Linked DNA regions of Mus musculus: region 1 is linked to region 2. Evidence: chromatin loops called from intact Hi-C (ENCODE). Cell type or tissue: heart. All regions are shown on one strand. Links, peaks and the distances in the headings refer to the core of each region. The heading gives the core; the rest is flanking DNA.

What was found. Peaks named below come from ENCODE experiments on the same cell type or tissue, not always from the same donor. Only the 100,000 strongest peaks of a DNase experiment are listed, where the experiment ranks them.
Region 1: a loop joins it to region 2, with 2.6 times the contacts of the local background. A loop is called at or near these places in 4 of 42 quality-filtered maps.

The regions. Positions count from the first base shown.
Region 1 is chr4:46,647,072-46,652,442 of GRCm38, forward strand. Tbc1d2 (TBC1 domain family, member 2) reads right to left here and starts at 3,128. Exons shown (of 13, transcript NM_198664.3): 1 at 2,598-3,128. The coding sequence starts at 2,963. In heart, for the core only: a CTCF peak has its summit at 3,105; DNase peaks (open chromatin) are centred at 3,090 and 3,470; H3K4me3 peaks cover 1,944 bases; H3K27ac peaks cover 1,019 bases; H3K27me3 peaks cover 3,416 bases.
Region 2 is chr4:46,372,964-46,378,334 of GRCm38, forward strand. It overlaps a transcript of Trmo not described here. Among named protein-coding and RNA genes, the nearest start is that of Trmo, 14 kb to the right of the region's middle. In heart, for the core only: CTCF peaks have their summits at 1,695 (motif pointing left) and 2,243 (motif pointing right); a DNase peak (open chromatin) is centred at 2,218; H3K4me3 peaks cover 715 bases; H3K27ac peaks cover 428 bases.

The DNA.
Region 1 (5,371 bases), core at 110-5,109, 270 kb after region 2:
AACTAAGACTCACCTGGGAAACTGTGACTTAATCAAAGGATGGTCTAGATCATATTGCCCTGTAGCCATGTCTGTGAGGCATTTTCTTAGTTACTGATCCATGGAGGAGAGCTCAGCCCACTGTTGGCGGCGCCATACCCAGGCAGGCATGTCTAGGTCAGTGGTTCTCAACCTTCCTCATGCTGCGACTCTTTAACACAGTTTCTTATGCTGTGAGGACCTTTGACCATAAAATTATTTTTATTTTTTTTTTAAAGATTTATTTATTTATTATATGTAAGTTCACTGTAGCTGTCTTCAGACACTCCAGTAGAGGGCATCAGATCTCATTACAGATGGTTGTGAGCCACCATGTGGTTGCTGGGATTTGAACTCCGGACCTTTGGAAGAGCAGTCGGGTGCTCCTACCCACTGAGCCATCTCACCAGCCCTAAAATTATTTTAATAGCTACTTCGTAACTGTAATTTTGCTATTGTTATGAATCGTAATGTAAATGTCTGATAGGCAACCCCCAAAGAGGTTGCAACCAACAGACTGAGAACCACTGTACTCTCGGCTTACACAGAGGAGGCTGAGCAAGCCAGAGAAAGCAAGCCAGTAAGCAGGGTGCCACTATGGGCTCTGCCCCCAGGCTCCTGCTTGAGTTCCTGCCCCCCAGGGAAGGACTATGGTGTGTAAGGAAGCCTTGCCTTCCCCAGATTGCTTTTGGCCATGGTGTTTCTCAAGGAAACAAACTCAACTAGAACTCTCAAGTTCTATGGAGTCCCTTGGCCTGCTACTCAGATATCAATGAGACAGACTAATATCTACCAGTCTTTTCTGTCCGCACTCTGTTCCTCCGACACTTCCATTTCTCTTAGGCGTCACCACAACCCGATAGACCCCAGACAGACACAAGCACCTCGTTTTACTCCTGAACTCATTCGACATGTTCGACGGAGACCGACCCTGTGACGGGCAGGCCAGCACTCGAGAGGCAGCCCTTAGATCTAACCAGAGTTTACTTCAGATGGCACGGGTCTGGATGTTTTCTTCACCGTGAGGCCTCTTCTGTCTGCGCTATTGCAACCAGGCCACCTGCCAATTCCTATACCCTGCATCCACAGGCCTAACATCTCTGTCATCTGCATTTTCTCCAGGGCCACAGCTCCTGCTCAGCCACCATCCCCTCCTGGGCTCTCTGCTTACCAGCTTCTCCTTATCCCAATTTGCTCTCTGCCCAACAGCCAGGCTGAGCTCTCTGAGCACTCTAATCTCATTGTACTCTCTTAGCTTAAGGCTCTCAGACAGCTTCTACAGCCTAGAAACAAAGTCCAAGGCCCTGGCCTCACTCCCCAGTGTCACCCCCTTCACCTCCATCCTTTGGGCACCTATGTATGCCAGGCTCCTGTTGCTTGCCTGTGACTCGTACTTACACTATGTTTCCCACCTGTCTGCCTATGCTCTCTCAGCATCATCGTCTCTCTCCCATCACCACTTGTTTAAAGTGACGATGTCTTTCTGAAAAGCTCCCCTCCTCATTTGGAGGAGCCGATCCCTCTGTCACCACACTGTTACTGTCCAAACTCTTCGCAGAGTCTCCATGAGGCACTTACCCATGCCTGCCAGTTTCCCCATCACACCTCGAGCTGTTTGAGAATGCGGTGCAGAGTTGAGCAAGTCTGACTTGATCCACACCCCAAAGCCTAGCACAGAGCCAGGCATATGTATGGACTAACCAAAAAAATAAAAATAAATAAATAAATCATGTGCTGAGGGACCCTGACCAACAGCACTTGTCTTGTGGAAGGAACACAAGACCTAAGCCCACATGACCTCTAAAATGTCCTTTCTTGTTTAAAAATTGGATTCCAGCCTAGCCAACTGGCCACACTGCCAGGAAAGGAGAACTACACCTCCCGGCATCCTAGTATCTGAACAGCTGCAGGTTGAGGACATAGGGAGACAGAGACCAGGCAGTGGAAAGAAAGACCTTCATCCTTGCACTCCTCTGCCTAGAGAACTAACCTAAGCCCACATCCATCTTCCCAGACAGGTAACAGGACACTTCCCCTTAACATGATAGATAGGTTCTGACCTGTGGCTCCATCACTCCGTGTGTGCATACGTGTTTATTCAAAAGGCATTTACTAAGAACTCACTAGTTCAGGCATGCCTGGATGAACAATCTAGGCCCATCAGTGAACTTACATATTTTCCTTCCTAATCCCTACCCATGTCTGCATTCCCTCCCGTTGGCCAAAACACCAAGATATGAATCAGATCCTGGCCTCAGCGAGTGCAACCACAGTACCCTGACTGCTTCAATACCAGGTTTGATAACAGCACTGGAAGATTCCAAAAAGTGAGCCACAGCATTGTAAATGCCTGGGCTGGGCCATTCCCTTTTGTCTATGAATCAGTTTCTTAATGCATAAAAGGAGTCCCTCACCCTTGCCTGTGGGAAGGCAATAAGGAAATGGTGTGAAAGCTAAGTGGGACAGCTCCAGGCTCTGGGGCACTGACTGGATGGTGATCACCGTCCGGGTTAATTTGCGGTGGCCATGCATTGGCCCTGAAAACTAGCTCGAGCTGTAAAGTGCGGAGTTCCACTTACCTTGAGGGTAATAACCCGGCTGGGAGTCTTGATTTCAAAAGTGCCCTCCTCCTCAGCGTCCGCCTTACAGTCAAAGACCGCACTGGAGAGATCGATGCTGTCCAAGGGGTTTGCATCCTGCGCGGTGCGCGAATAATACAGGTGGCACTTCCTCTCATCGTAGAAGAACCAGCGGCATTTCCAGCCCTTGATGGGTCCTTTGCCGCCAAACTTACTTAAATACCCACAGAGTTTCTTAGGGACCGTGTCTAGAGGCCGGGCGCAGCCCTCCGAATCCCCGGGAGATACCACCTCGGGCTCCCTGGCCAAGCCCGGAGGCTGTGTGGACTCCGAGGAAGAGGGAGTGCGCTCGGGGGCGTCCTCCATCGCTGCTGGCCCGCTGCACAGGCCTGCGGCACTGGAATGCGGGAGGTCCGACGGGCACCTGGGAACCGGCGATACCTGGCTGGGGCGGAGCCGGTCCGGTCCAGCCCCTAGAAGAAGGCGGAGAGCACCCCTGCCGGCGCCGGAGAGAGCGCCTTAGACACTTGACAGCAAACTCAGCGCAGGACGGCAGGCCACGCCCCTGTCACGCGAGGACCGCCCCGGGTCCCGCCCACCAAGCCAACTTCCGGCTTTTCCTCCGCGCTGTCGGCCATGTTGCTTCGTTCGCCCGCGGCGCGTGCGGGCGCCTCTGTTTAAAAACAAGGCTTTTTCTTTCTCCGAGGCGCTTTAAGCGTGGGGAGGGATGCAGGAAGCCAGGCCAAGCTACGTGGCCGTGGGGTTCGCGTGGAGGCGCTGGAGCATGGCGTCCTCTCCAGCCGCCACTCTACGGGTGCCGCGCGAGTCACCGCGGGACGGCGCATCGCGCAGCCATTGGCCGAGCGCTCCGTTTCCGATCCTGAACCTAAAAGTTTGGAAGTTTTCCCAGTCACCTCCCGCGATCGCTCTGGTCGGACACCACCTCCTCCACCACCCCTGCCTCGGCTCGCATTTCACCTTACAGCCCCAGTCGCCTTACCTCGGGCGCCTTGTTGCACTGGCGGGAACGCGGAGCACCGCGAGGACAGAGCAGAGCTTTAAATAGCAGGGCTAGGATCCAACTGATTCCCTCAACCTCCTGCCTCAGTTTACCAAAGCGCCCCGAGGCGTGTTTCGCCACTAGATCGATACACCTTGTTCTGGTTCACCTCTCTTCTGGAGTCTCATCTTTCTTGCCGGTTACTTTGCCCGTCACCTCAACTCCCTTGTGCGATCCGTTTACAGGCAAGGGTTTTTTAGTGGAAGTATGGCAGTAGCGACCCTCTCTGAGTACCTGTATATTTTTAAGATTCTCTATCGTTGAGCGACTTTGCTAAGGTTTTCTCACATAAGGATGGGCAGGGCTCACACCTACCCTTCCCTCCACAACAAGAGAATTTATGGTGAAACTAAGGAGCCCTCCTAGACTTGGAGAGGCCACTGGGCGTTGGATTTTGTAGATGGGGAAGGTTACAAATCAGTATTGTCTACTAAATACCAGGCGCTCGCGCGGGGGCGGGGGGGTCTTTTTTATTGGAAACAGATTATTTTCTCATCCCAAATCAACATTGGCCATCGTACCTCTGTTGATAATTTTGCATTTTTAAGAAATCCTTCAGTACTTCCTTGATCCACACCTGTCTATCCTCAGAACTGTTTTTGATAGTATGCCCGAAGCTCCAAATACAGAAGGTAGAAAAGGGTGAGTCTTCATTAAATGTTGGCTGCAACTGAAAGTCAATAAACGACTTAAAAGCTGTAAGCCACCAAGAGGACAATAGGGTGTTTAGCAGAATTCACACCACTGAAAACTGGAAAATGCTACAATTAAATTATTGTTTAAGACAGGATCTCATACAGCACAGGCTGGGCTCAAGCTTGCTGTGTAGCCAAATATGACTTTGAATTTTGAACAGTCCTGCCATTGGCAGCAGAGCCAGACACAGCAGCTGTGAGTTCTCGCAAACCTTTAGGGACCACAACCCACATGAAACTGAATCCTCACCTGTATTGCAGAGACGAGCTTGCGGATGAACCAGTAAGAAGCAGATCGGAGTGTTTTAAAAAGGTGCCCAGGAGACCCTAGAGTATGAGTGTGGACTTCTCACAGTCTTACTTTAGGGACTTAGCTCTAGCCATATGTACTATTTTGGTGGCTTCAAGTGACATCTCAAAGGATTACTAAGAAATTTTATTTTGGACCTCCTTTCCAATAGTGAGAGACTGGCTCTGGAGGTACCTTGGCTGGAATTACAATATGATAAGATAAAGCCAGGATCAATTAGAGTTACACAAGACACTTAGAACATCTCTTACCCCAGAGGGGCTTTCTAGTAAGATTCCTAAAAAATTACAGGTTTACCAATAGGAAGAGAGAAAGGCCTGAAGCAGTTGTTCCTCATCTTGATATTCTCAGCAAGCAAGAGACTTCAACCAGACTCAGGAGTGAAAGGCTGCTTCCTGTAGCTGAATAATTTTCCCAGTTTTTTACCTTGCTACCCTCTTGAGCCCACTTCCGAACTGTTGAGATTATAGGAATGCACCTCCGTGCCTGGCTGCAATGGGCTTTCATACTGCTTTCAGACTTTACAAGAGTCAGTAGAAAGGAAATAAGTTCCAAGAATTCTGTGATAAGGCTGACTCTCGTAGAGAACATCCAATCTCTTATGTTCCAGGTCAGAAAGAGATTTTTTTGGTTTCCATAAAGAATCTGCAAATACCTTGACCACAATGACATAATGTGTGAAAATAATACAGACAAGTTAGTCTTGGGC
Region 2 (5,371 bases), core at 231-5,230:
CCTTGTGTATACACTAAAGGTTCCTTGTGCATACACTAAAGGTTCCTTGTGTATACACTAAAGGTTCCTTGTGCATACACTAAAGGTTCCTTGTGTATACACTAAAGGCTCCTTGTGTATACACTAAAGGCTCCTTGTGCATACACTAAAGGCTCCTTGTGCATACACTAAAGGCTCCTTGTGCATACACTAAAGGTTTCTTGTGTGTACACTAAAGGCTCCTTGTGTATACACTAAAGGTTCCTTGTGCATACACTAAAGGAAGGCTCCTTGTGCATACTCTAAAGATTTCTTGTGTGTACACTAAAGGAAGGCTTCTTGTGCATACACTAAAGGTTCCTTGTGTATACACTAAAGGCTCCTTGTGCATACACTAAAGGCTCCTTGTGCATACTCTAAAGGCTCCTGTGTATACACTAAAGGCTCCTTGTGCATACCCTAAAGGTTTCTTGTGTGTACACTAAAGGCTCCTTGTGCATACATTAAAGGTTCCTTGTGTGTACACTAAAGGCTCCTTGTGCATACACTAAAGGCTCCTTGTGCATACACTAAAGGCTCCTTGTGCACATACTAAAGCCCCACAGTGGAAACAAAGGGCCTGGGAGATGCTTCTGTTTCATTGTATTGCTCTGGCACGGCCTTCTTCACAGAAGCCCACCCTCACCCACTACATAAGGACTTTTAAAATCACATTAATCACTTCTGTAAAACTCCTGCCTTCCACTGTGTCCTGGAGTGTGGAAACTAGATGCACAGCCTCGCTTTTTCTTTCTTTTTTTTTGTAAATACTGAACAACCCCAAAACTTAGTGGTTTAAAACTATAAACATCTTGCCTGGTTGGTGTTGCCTTTGATTCCAGCCCTTGGGAGGCAAAGGACGGTGATCTCTGTGAGTTCAAGACCACTGCTCTCACAGTACATTTGAGGCCAGCTGGAACTACATAGTGAGACCCTGTCTTAAAAACAAGCAAACAGCAGCGAGAACTCAACCTATCAACATCCCGACTCCTCCTTCCTGGTTGTTTTATTTCATTTCATTAGCTAGGCCAGTTCAGAAAGATGGTGTAAGGGGACTTCCCCTACATATTTAGCGACTGGATTGATGTCCATGGAGACTTGCTCTGTCACTACCAAGCAGGCTAATCTGCTCTGAGAGCACCAGCCCCGACGCACAAGCTCCTCCTGCCTCATTTTGTGCACAACTTTCCTAATTTAATGTCACTGATTTTTTTTTCCTTGCTTCCCCTCACTACTTAAAAACGTGTTTGGTTTTTTTTTTTTAACATTTTAAAATTTTATTTGTGATGTATGTGCATAGGAACTTGAGCAGGGCTTCTAATAACCCTGTTCCTCTGAGGCAGGGTCTCTCTCTGGACCCTGAGCTTTTGTTTTTCAAGACAATCAACCAGCAAGTCTGAAATCCCCGTCTCTGCCCCTCGGTGCGGGGGGGTTACAGGCACTTACAGGACGATGCCTGGCTTTTACTGCATCCTGAGATGTGGCTACACTCATACTTAAGCTTCAGGTATTCTTAATCTTTCAATGTACGTGCGCATGGATCTTGGCAAGAACAGGAAGGTAGGAAGGCTCAGCTGCTAGGAGAGTCTCCTACTCTTGCAGAAGACCTAGGTTCAGTTCTCAGGGCCTGCATGGTGATTCACAACTGTGTAGTTCCAGTCCCAGAGGATCTGACGCCCCCTTCTGGCCTCCAAGAGCATTACATACACGGACATTTACAACACTCAGGCAAAACACTCATCACACACAATCAAGTAAATCTTTAAAATAATAATAACAGGGACTTAGGAGAAGGGCGGGAAGAGAAAGCCCAGAAAGAAAATAATCTGGTGTCCCTAGTGTTCCTGGATTGTATCTGCCTTGGCTCTACGAGTCCTTCAGATACATACTCCTCCCATCACCAAGTCTGTGGATAGTTCTACTATAAACCACACACAGGCTCTGCCCTGCCAACATGCTGTTATGGACTTCCTCGTGCCCCTCATCTCAAGCGCGCGCGAGCTCGCGCACACAAGCACACACACCCTCAGCATTGCCTTTCACTCAGTGGACACAGCCAGTCTTGGGTTCCAAAGTTGGCTTTTGTTTCTGACGACTCAACCGACCGAGGTCAGGGCTCCTATCCAGCCGGTGAGCCAGAGCCTGCCCTGGGAACACCTGGAAAGCAACCTCCGCTGTCACGTGATAGGCGAGTGCTCTACAAATGCAAGTACACAGCTGGCCAGTAGGTGGCGACGAGTGAGCAGCTCCTATAAGCAGAGACCTTATTCTGGATGAGATGAAACGCTTTAGCCATTTCTGGACCAAGGAGTGTTGGTGGCTCAGACCTCGGCTGGCAGCACCGGGATGCCTTCTATTTCCCGGAGGCACAAGGCTATGCCCGACGCTCTAGGAGAGCAGGAAACAGCAGTCCACCCCAGGGGCAAGGCTTCAACTCCCGTTACCTGTTCAAGCATGGTAAGGTCCACAGCTCAAGTATAGCGTGGGTTGGTTTTGGCTTCGTTATTCACAGGTGACACGGCAGGAAATGCAATGTCCTTTATCATAAGCACCGTGTTTCAGAGGGCATGGGCATAAAGATACACAGTGATGAATGTAAACACAGAAATCTAACTTATAAGGTTACACTCACCAACACGTCTGACCCACTCCAAGCTGAAGAGAGGACATTTTCCTTAAGTTCCACGTATAAAAATAATGTGCGCTCCTAGTCAGAAAAAAACTCACAGTGGACTGAAGAAAATATAGCAAACGGTGCCTTTCTCAGTGAGTTCTGGAGTCCCCTCTGTAGAGATGCCATTGGGCTAGGGATATGGTTCAGGGGTATGGCACTTGCCTAGCAGGCAGGGGACACTATTATACCCATAGCACCAAGAAAAGAATTTCACCCATATGTGTGTCCATCCTTCCAGAACTTTCTACACATGTATATGCAAGGATTTGTATTACTTCATTTTGTACAAATGGATGGTGAAGTGGCTAGTTTTGTGTGCCAATTTAACACAAGCTAGAGTCAGAGGAGAAGAAGGAGCCTCAGTTGGGGAAAAATGCCTGCATAAGATCTGGCTAGCCAGGCAGTGGTGGTACACACCTTCAATCCCAGCACTTGGGAGGCAAAGGCAGGCGGATCTCTGAGTTCAAGGCCAGCCTGGTCTACAGAATGAGTTCCAGGACAGCCAGGGCTACACTGTGAAACCCTGTCTCGAAAAACCAAAAGAGGAAAAAAAAAAATTCTGGTTATAGGGAGTTTCCTTTCATCAGTGATTGGTGAGTGGTGCCGTCCCACTACTAGGCTGGTGGTCCTGGGTTCTATAAAGCAGGCTGGGCAAGCCATGAGGAGCAAGCCAGTAAGCAGCACCCCTCCATGGTGTCTGCATCAGCTCCTGCCTCCAAGCTCCTGCCCATCTGAGTTCTTGTTCTTACTCCCTTCAATAATGAACACCAATATCAAAGTATAAGCCAAATAAACCCTCTCTCCCCAACTTGCCTTTTAGTCATGGTATGTGATGGAAAATATAAAAATATGATTTACCTTTTACTCTACAAATTTTCTAACAATTACATATAATCCCTTTCAAACCACAATGAGTATCTTAGAAGTATGCGATAACATAAAAACTCCATTCACGGAGCTGGAGAGATGGCTCAGCGGTTAAGAGCACTGACTGCTCTTCCGAAGGTCCTGAGTTCAAATCCCAGCAACCACATGGTGGTTCACAACCATCTGTAAATGAGATCTGGCGCTCTCTTCTAGAGTGTGTGAAGACAGCTACAGTGTACTTACATACATACATACAATAAATAAATAAATCTTTAAAAAGAAAAAAAACTCCATTCACAAGAAACATTTCTAGATCTCGAAGCACCACTTCAGAGAATCACTGTTCAGGATCAATAGCCAGCAGTCTTTCTTTCTGAAAAGGACTTCAACAAGTATTTGCAGCTTTGTGAGCCCATCTGTGCCATGTGCACTTTCTTGGGTTTTGTTTTCTTGGTTGGGTAGTTTTCAATTATATTCTTCCCCTGACGATGTGAAGAGCAGTCTTAGCTTCAGTCAGGAAAAGACCAGGCCTTGGGGGAGAGGGGGCAGTGAGATGGCCCAGTGGGTAAGGGCACTTGTGGCCAGGCTAGAGGACTGGGGCGTCAGGAGCATTGAAGCGGCTCTAGGTGCTGCTCTCCTGCTGGGTCCGGCTCTCTGCTGCACCTCCTCTTCCACTGATGATTGTTCTTCTCTTCCGTTGGGAGAGGGAGAGGGAGGGAGTACAGTCTAAGTGGAAAAATAATACCTACTTATGTTTGCGCCCACAGATCTTGCTGCTCTCAACCTTCTATTCTATATGCAAAGAGTAAGAGATTTCAGAATGCTCAGCCCTAAGTGGAACACCTGAACCACACCTAACCCTCCCAAGGTGCATGGATCATTACTAAGAAGGAATGTGAGAAGTGGAAGCCGGAGATGACGGACCACTATACAAGCGTCTTCTGGACACAGCAGAGCAACTGCACATGTGAACTCACAGTGCTTTGACAGCACGCACTGGACCTGCACAAGCTCAGCAGCCAAATCCTGCATGGAGATGGAAGTTAGACACCAAATTCCCCCACTAGGCCATGGAGCTGTTGGCAGCCCTTAGCTGCTGGGAGAAGAAGAGTTTTGTGTAAGCCTGCAGGCCCTGGTAAGTCAGTCAGCCCCAGGGAAAGGCCACACCCAATATCAGGGGCAGCTCCTGAAGATGCTTTGTTTTAAAAAGGACACAAAGTTAGGGGATAGGCCTGGGAAGAGGTGGAGGAGGGGTGAATATGATGAAAACGTCTCCAAGAATAAAAAGGTTGCTTTGTTTTGTTTTGAAGAGAGAGAGGGGCTGGGAAGAAGGCTCAGTGGTTAAGAGCACTTGTTCTTACAGAGGCTGAGGTTTGATTCCCAGCACCCACACAGCAGCTCACAACCATCTGAGATCCAGTTCTAGGGAATCTAGTGTTCTGACCTCCTCAGTGCCCGGCATGCAGGTGGTGAACACGTGTACACCTGGGTGAAACCCTCCTACACATAATTAAAGCCTCCGAGTACTGAGTTCAGTTCTAGCGCCCGTGCCCAGCAGTTCCCGGGTTCCTGTTTACGTCTGGAAAACCCGCATACAAATGTACACACACCTAAAAGTCATGACAATAAGGATTTCTAAGAGGTGATAAACACACATTTTATAAGAGGATATGAAGCTAATGGTTTGTTTTCCTAGTTCGAACTCTGCCACAGATCTTGTGTTTTGGTGGTGGTTAAGAGTATAAAATTTATTCAAAACAGAAAACTCATTTAGCTGGGCACTGTGCAGCACTTGGGAGGCAGAGGCAGGTG